2 separate regions of the Homo sapiens genome follow, and region 1 is linked to region 2. The links are chromatin loops, found by intact Hi-C in ENCODE. Cell type or tissue: CD4-positive, alpha-beta T cell. All regions are shown on one strand. Each heading gives the region's core, and the rest is flanking DNA. Links, peaks and the distances in the headings are about the cores only. Region 1 has its middle 7.7 kb from the start of MIR181A1HG. Region 2 holds the start of LOC105371677 (a long non-coding RNA gene).

Region 1 (4,407 bases), core at 316-4,315, 430 kb before region 2:
AAATTCTGTTTTGCTAGTATGTGGCTGATGATGACATAAGAATAGCTGTGGCCTGAAGTTGTCATGTATGGTCAAGTGATAGCAAGGTATGATAAAGTTGGAGGGTGAGGACAAGAATTGACACAGAGGATAAAAAGAAAAAGGGAAAGAGTGTGGTGGGAGAAACTCTCCTGTTGGAGATCGTTATTAAGTTACCTTTAAGTAGTTAGCCTCTGATATTATGCCCTAAGATTTCTAAATGGTTCCTAGTGCCTTGCTAATGAGTGTACTCAGCAGAGCAGCAGATTCAGCATCTCCCAGGAGATTGTTAGATATGCAGAATTGAAGACAGTGCTTCAGACCTACAGAATCAGAATCTGTATTTTAACAAGGTTCCAAGTACTTCATGTGCATGTTAATTTTGGAGAAGCATTCCTGTTTGGTTATCTAGACGTAAATGCTCAAATGGTGTATTGATAAGTGAAATTTAAACTCTAATAAAAACATTGTTCTTTTATATAATTTTGTGGTTTTAATCTGAGACTAGGCAATAATGACACTTTGTTTTGCTCAATTTAATTCTAAAATATAGAGTATCTATTCACAGGCTGCATTCTGTCTATATAACTCTTTCCCTGTGATTAGAAGACAACGAAAATATACTTTGAGTTTTGTCAGCCTAGGCACTGGAAATTGGGAGATTGCCTATCTTCTCTTTTCCACATGAAGTCAAAGCAGCCACATGAAAAATGGAAAACCATGCCAAGTGCAGTGACATGCACCTGTTGTCTCAGCTACTCAAGAGGCTGAGCAAAGATCACTTGAATTCAGGAGTTTGAGACCAGCCTGGGCAACGCAGAAAGACCCAATCTTTAAAAAAAAAGGAAAAGAAAAAACCAAAATAATGAGTTTTCAAATTTGTTCTACATGAATGATATATGTATTTGAGAAATTCACTGTGTCTGAAGGCTTTTATGTACTCATAAGAAATCTGGCCATCACTCTTAAGAAAGGATAATAGACCAAGAAAAATCAAACACCTTACAGCCACTTAAAGGTAAAAAATCTAAGTTCACAGAAAATGTCATCTCTTACAGAGTTCAATGCAAAATAAGAGGCAGCCTTTTTTAGCTTGTTTACTTCAACTCCCTATGATCTGTCCACATATTCCAATATGTACTCATTGTAAATTCAGAACGGTTAAGAAACGTCCTGCTCAGATAACTCTCGTTTCATCAGATCCCAATTTTCCCACCCAAGGCCCAGACCACCCAAAAAACTGGGCAAAATTACTAGCAAGAACTATATAACTAAAGGTTTTATGCATACCTGTGAAAAGTAGCTATTTCTACAATCATTCTCCCCTTTAGTATGCAAGTTTGAGGTCAAATTAGAAATCTTAACATAATCCAATAATTTATTTGCATGTCCAAGATACAGAATAATTTCATAGTCATCATGAGACATGGTGCTGTTCCTATGCTGCATTGTGACTTACCAACAATCATATTATTTTCCAGATCTCAGTTTCTCTCTTTATATTAAGGAGATAAAAATACTAGTACCACATTCCTCATAGTGTTATTGTGAATATAGGTAACAGTGGGAGTTAAAGAGCTTTGAGATGTATCAAGCGCTATATTAATATAAAAGATTATTATTGGTAAGATATTTTCTTTTATTATTATTATTATTATTATTATTATTTTGAGATGGAGTCTCACTCTGTCACCCAGGCTGGAGTGTAGTGGCATGATCTCGGCTCACTGCAACCTCTGCCTTCCAGGTTCAAGCAATTCCCCTCCCTCAGCCTCCCAAGTATCTGGGACTACAGGTGCATGCCACCATGCCTGGCTAATTTTTGTGTTTTTAGTAGAGACGAGGTTTCGTCATGTTGGCCAGGCTAGTCTCGAACTCCTGACCTCGGGTGATCCACCCGCCTCGGCCTCCCAAAGTGCTGGGATTACAGGCGTGAACTATTGTGCTGGGCTGGTAAGTATGTTTTCTTAAAGACACTGTAGGATTTATAAAGTGGTATGTATTTGGGTTTATTTAATAACATGTAGTTCAGGATGTCCAATTCTGCCATCAATAACATTCATTTTTCAGTAGGTTTTTCTTCAGAAAGTTGAACATAGAAATTGACCATTTTAATGTAGACAGAAATATTTTTACAGGGCAACAACATAGATATACTTCTCTTCACTCTGTTTGGCCTTGAACAATTTTTCAAGAGCACATAGATACAATTTTGAAAGAGTGAGGGAAACATACTCATAAATTAAATTGTTGGTATTATTTTTATTTTCATGACTACTACATTTTGAGTACTTTACTCAATTTCATTTTCTCAATCAATTTATTTACAACTGAATATACTTAATGGCCATTATAAAGTGTATTTAGAATTTTTGAGCTCAGGGCCGGGCACGGTGGCTCACACCTGTAATCCCAGCACTTTGGGAGGCCGATGCGGGCGGATCATGAGGTCAGGAGACTGAGACCATCCTGGCCAACATAGTGAAACCCCATCTCTATTAAAAATACAAAAAAGTAGCCGGGTGAGGTGGCAGGCGCCTGAAGTCCCAGCGACTCGGGAGGCTGAGGCAGGAGAATGGCTTGAACCCGGGAGGTGGAGCTTGCAGTGAGCTGAGATCATGCTACTGCACTCCAGCCTGGGCAACAGAGCAAGACTCCATCTAAAAAAAAAAAAAAAAGAAAAAAAGAATTGTTGAGCTCAATTGTTTTACTGCAAACAAAAAAATTTTAGTCAAAATTAGAATGTTAGATAGTTCTCTGAACATTCAACATCAATATATTTTTTGTTAACTTGTATATTGGGTTTTAGCCTTCAGTGATAATGCAATAGTGTTTCTTTATTTTTTTAATATATAGAACTACATTAATTTTATTGTGACAGGTGATTTTTCCCCTCAAATATACTACTTGAATTATCTTATAATTTTTATAATTATTTAAGCATTCATTCATTCATTTAACAAAGACCTGATTGCTTATTATATGCAATGAAAAGTTCTAAGCACTTGAGAAAAAATAATGATGACCAGTATTCTCTCGTAAGACTCATATTTAGATGGGGAAGGAGAGATAGTAGACAAGTAAATGAACTACTAAGACATTTTCTGATAATAATTGCTATGCAAAACAAAACAAGACAAAAAGTTAGATAGGTAGATGTGTAGGGATCATTCCAAAAAAAAAATCGTTTCTCTGAGCAGTGACATTTGAAGAAAAATACAGATGATGAGGAGGAGCCAGCAGATGAAGATCAAGGGGAAGCACATTGACAGCAGAGAGAACAGCTAATCAAACAGCTTGCAGAATGTCTGAAACTAAGGCCAGTGTGATGGCAGTGCAATGAGAGAGGGGTGGGCAAAAGATGAGATCAGAGTGTGAGGTATGGATTATGACAGGATGATGTTATGTCTTATAGGTCATAGCAATGAATCGGGTGATTAATGTAGATGTAGTGGGAAGCAACTGGAGAATTCTAAGCAAGAAAAGGACATAATATATTTTATGTTTTAAAAGCTAGCTGCTGTTGGAGAACATATTGTGGTGGGAGTGAGTGCATGTGTGGAAGAAGAGTCCAGATGAAGATGATTGCAGTAATGCATGTGGGAGATAATAGTGGTTTCAGTGTGCACAGCAGCAAAAGACATGGTGAGAGGTAATTGCATTTCAAGTCTATTTTAAAGGTAAGCCCCACAATATTCACTTATCTGTGGGCATGCAGAGGAGAAAGAAGGGAATTAAGAAAGATAGGCAGGTTTCAGACTGACCAATTGTTGGGCTGCTATTAACTGAGTTACGAAATAATGAAGAATGAAGAGTGGTGAAAGAAAAGAGGGAAACTCAAGAAAATTAGAAAGCCATCTGACCTAACCCACCTTATAATTTCTATTATTGCATTGTATGTTTGGGATGCCCTCACTTTCACGGACCCCTGGAAAGGAAAGAGGCAATATAAAAACATGTAAGATTTCCTAGAACTCCTCTAGAGTTTAAAGACAGAAGATTCATCTGGGGGAAGAGAAAACAGGTCTCTCTGTTGCTGAGAGTGGGCTTTCAATCCTCTTGAAGAAGAAAGATATTGAATCTACTCTGTCTTCATATTCTAAGACTAGAACGTTAGTTCCCTTAGGAATTCTTCATGCCACTGGACAAATATTGTTCACTGCTGATGCCTCAGTTTCACTTGAAGATTTTAAAAGGTTTGAGGGCAAGTTTAAGAGACTTAACTAAGTAAATTATAATGTTATTCATACATTAAACATTTCCATGCATTTACTTTAATAAAACACTGGAGCTTACAAAAGCAGCCTCCTCAGGGACATTCACAGTTTGCCTTAGAAGTAATGGGACCACTAAAAAGTATTAAGCTGAGGAGTAAAAGAATCAGGTTGC
Region 2 (4,407 bases), core at 312-4,311:
TTCTCCATTTTCCCAACTTTGGGGGCAAGGAAAACCAAACCAGTTGATTGGTTTTATGTGGTATATTTCCCCATTTATTAGAATGAGAACTGATTGCCAATTAAAGAAGAGAAAGATATCAAATATTCCTAGGAACACTGGCTCCCATTTTTTGAGGGGGGTGGAGGAGAAGGCATCAATTAAAGTTGTGTCTCCCTGACATTAGGACAGTGTTGGAGGATTTCTACTCAACACAGATTTGGAGAATTCAATTACTCTATTCTGCAAAGCTTAGATAAATAAAATAATGAGTAAAATTGCACATTTTGGGAGTTATCACGTGAAAAGATAATTCTGAAAAAGATAGCATTGTGATTTGCCTTATATCATAAGATGCAGTTTTCTGTCTTGTCTCATGAAAACCATCAAGACGCCAGTTTTCTGGATGTGAAAGCTTGAATATGTTATATGGAACACTCAAGTTAATAATAAATTCCTGAGCCAGCACAAGAGAAAGGATATCTTTTAGGCCCTAAATACTATAGAAACACATTAAAGTCAGTAGAGGATTTTTCTCAGAAGTAAAGAGGAGCCAGGTCTAGAAGAAAGAGATGAGACTTAGGCATCAGCACACTGTACATCCAGTCCTGCCAGCGCCACAAGCTTTCTATGTCCTATTGGCAACTCACTCAACCTCTCTGGGCCTACGATTCTTTTTTAGTGCTGTAATCTGAAAATGGTGTTGAAATAAATGATCTCTGTAGGCCCTTTAACACTTATTTTTACATACTAAGTCAGACCAATTTTTCAAAAGCAGTATTTATTACTTTTAGTTTTTTCATTCACTACTGTAGTATTTGTCAATTTCTCAACAATCTCACGTTTATTCTAAACACTGTATTGTTAAGAGTATGTGCTGTTGCTGCCCCCAATATCCTAGATTCTGTGTAGTTTGCATATTTTTACATTCAAATATGGTTTCACATCTTTGCCTAACTGAATGAGTCATTTTCTAAGAACTCTCACACCTTCACAGATGGTAGAGCTGCCAGGTTTTACTTTATTTACATATGAAAAGGTTTTATGTATTTCAGAGCTAGCTCACTTATCTGTGAGAGCTTTCTCAGTCACAGAAAAAAAGTTGACTTTTTTGTACGTATACTTATACTAAAAGGCTTTTTCTGTTCCGATAGATCTTCACACAGAAATAGAATAGTGTTAGCATGTTTTTAATTGGTCTTTACCCTTGTTTTGATCCTTTGCACAATCAGAAACTACAAAATGAAAAATTATTCCATTGAGTTCTTACTCATTTCCATTGCACTTAAAAACAAAACCATGCAATTTACAGGCTTGCAAAGGAATGCAAGGATTTCGGTTTTTATTCTCGATGTTAGCACACAAATACACACAAAGTCAGGAATTGTCATCAATGCATCACAGCCATTACTTTCTAGATGGATAGAGCTAGTAGAAGAGAGTTGGCCAGAGTGTGCAGAAAGCTGCCACCTTTGAAATATCCCAGCTGAGGCCATTCTAGGTCTAGCCAACCCCCAACATGTCAGAGTCCAGCCTAAATCAGCACAGCCACATTACCTGCCACCGACCATGAATGCAGGCATGAGCAAAGAGGACATCGTATGAGCCACCCGGAAAACTCATAGACTCATGAGCAATAATAAACATTTTAAGCCACTGAGTTTTAGGGTGATGCGTTATGAAGCAATAGCTAACTGCTATACCGATTGAATATTGCCTTAAAAAGGAGAGGGTGACCAACTGTCTTGAATGCTGCTTAGTGTTCAAGTAAAATAGGACAGAGATGTGACTGTTAGATTTACATATGTGGAGGAGGAGTTTGAGGAGAGAAAGTGTGGTGAGAAAGCTAGAGATAGCAGTTATAGATAACTACAAAACTATAAAAATGATCAGAGAAATGGGGCTGCAGCTTGAGACAGATGTGTGTCAAGCACGTGTTTCTTGTCTGGACTAGGAAATGTTATCGCATATTCATATGCTGATTGAAATTCCTCTAGAGGAGAAAGAATCTCTATGACGAATAGAGAGGGGAACTATTGCAGAAGCAAAGTCCTTGAGAAGGCAGGAAGCCTAGAATTCAGATCCGAAGTAGAAGAATTGGCCTTCAACAGGAAGATGACCATGGGCATGGATTGACAAACATAGTAGGTAAGTAGATCTAGTGGTAGGAAGATGAGAAAGTTCCTATTTACCACTAATTTCAAACTAAATTCGAGGACAATGATCAGCTGAGAATGAGGAGTAATTTTAGGGGACTTATCAAACACGAGAAAGGGTAAAATGGTCATTTTAGAAAGTAAGAAGATTACTATGCTAGGAAAGTGTAATAGGATTATCAAGCAGCACTGTATGTCTAAATGAGGCTTATTGTCATAGTTTTAAAATGAGATTAAGTCAGTTGTGTGTTTTCCTCTGGTCATGGTGAGTTGCTCAACTGCAGGAAGAGAGTAGGCAGGTAGTCTGATTTCACCTCTAAATTCATCATCAAAGACTTGAGATTAGCTCCCTTGTCCTGTGTCTTTTAACTCTAAAGTTGAACTGAAATAATTCTTCTTGAAAGACTACTGTGTCCCTAAACTTAAAGAAAAGAAAATTATTGGAAATAAACCACTTAAAAGAAAGATAGAAATCTAAGCATAGAGCTCATTACAAAAATAATGATTCCATTTTATCAACTTGAAGAAATATAACTGTGATAACTGCATGCTTCTCCTATTTCCTGTTCTTCCATCTCAGCTCTCTTGGGACTGCCTAATATTGGCAATGCAAGGAGTTACTAGTGTAGTGAGTTTGCTTACTTCCAAGAGTCACCTGAAAAAGCTACTTATCAATGACATAAATGACTGGAGGACCTTATGTCCCGTGCAATGTTAACTATTCATTTACTCACTCACTTATTCAGCCATAATTATTGAATTATGTGATAACATACATTTGAGATTGGTAGTAGAAATACAGACATGGCTATTACCAAAAGTGACAAGTCCTGTATTCTTACTCCTACCACTTCCAGTGACCCAGCTCCTCAAGTCCAGTTTAAGATAAGGTACATTTTGAGTGAACTGGGGTTCTCTGTGCCATCTAATAAACTAAACTCCTGCAATAGGTATTGTGAACATAAAGAATATTTAATACTGTGTAGTTTAACACAGTAATTAAGATCACCATCCCTCAGACTAGACTATTTGGATTCATATATAAGTAGCAAATATAAGTGTCTATAATAATGGTAATTATTATTATAGTTGAAAAAAACTAAACCAAATAGGCTGACATAAAGACAAAATGAGTGTGGAAGGAGGTTACGAGGGAGAGAATGCCAGAAAAATCACTGTAACTTCTTTTGCAGACAGTTTAAATAGACCATTATGAAATTCCCTTATTTTTAAACTAGAGTAACTAAACTGTTTCTTCATGTTCAGTTAAGTAGAATCCAATGGAACAGAAGTTTCACTGAGCCTGTTTTATCATGCTAGCACTTCCACTGAAAAAGTATCTGTAACTGTTAACTTGTTATCATTTTTATTAATGTGTAATCAATTAATAAGAACATATGTGTTCCACAGACAAATCCCAAAGATATTTAAATAGAGATAACAGTGAATATGAGAGCCTTGCCAATATTCTGAAGACCTGTTTCCTAGTGGAATTCACAGTTTGTAGTCACAGTTCAGAAAGATGCTTTCCTAAGCAAAAATGTAAATATATCCAAACACTCCAAATAAAACCACAAGCACTGAATGTTATATACATTTACATCTACAAAGGAAGCAAGAAGCTTTTCATGGTGACAAACTAGAATCAGCAAGGTTTAATAGAGCTGTGATTTTGCTGATTGAAACTTGTATAGACCACTGCTCATGAAAAGACTTTCAAAATTGTGTGTGACCACACAGAAAGTAAAGAGGGACCAGCAGGCAGTGAATATAAACCAACACAACACCAGCCATGAAATGAGTAAATGTGTCTAGTAAAAATGAACAAACACCACTCCCATTAAGTCAAGTGAAGGGCTTGCTAATAATGGTGAGAAAGTTGAAACAACAGTGTTAGCAGCAGCATTCAAAAATAAAATAATAATATTAAGGCTGATTTTTACAATATGCTAATTCCCTTTGCCTGAAGTTTCCTTTCTTCCTTCTCTGCCTGACAAACCCTACTAGTTTTTTAAGGCAGGTGTGATGGTTAACTTGAGTGTCAACTTGACTGGATTGAGGAATCCAAGTATTGATCCTGGGTGTGTCTGTGAGGGTGTTGCCAAAAGAGATTAACATTTGAGTCAGTGGGCTGGGGAAGGCAGACCCACCCTTAATCTGGTGGGCACCATCTAATCAGCTGCCAGAAAATATGAAGCAGGCAGAAAAAACGTGAAAAGGACAGACGGGCCTA

What was found. A loop is a pair of places that touch in the nucleus more often than their neighbours do. Peaks named below come from ENCODE experiments on the same cell type or tissue, not always from the same donor. Only the 100,000 strongest peaks of a DNase experiment are listed, where the experiment ranks them.
Region 1: it touches region 2 in a loop (2.1-fold over the local background); 3 of 110 quality-filtered maps call a loop at or near these places.

The regions. Positions count from the first base shown.
Region 1 is chr1:198,942,939-198,947,345 of GRCh38, reverse strand. No RefSeq gene overlaps it. Among named protein-coding and RNA genes, the nearest start is that of MIR181A1HG, 7.7 kb to the right of the region's middle. In CD4-positive, alpha-beta T cell, for the core only: no CTCF peak of the experiment used is centred there; no DNase peak of the experiment used is centred there.
Region 2 is chr1:198,517,310-198,521,716 of GRCh38, reverse strand. LOC105371677 (a long non-coding RNA gene) reads left to right here and starts at 1,907. Exons shown (of 2, transcript XR_922398.3): 1 at 1,907-2,166. In CD4-positive, alpha-beta T cell, for the core only: no CTCF peak of the experiment used is centred there; DNase peaks (open chromatin) are centred at 1,006 and 1,886; H3K4me3 peaks cover 2,223 bases; H3K27ac peaks cover 2,345 bases.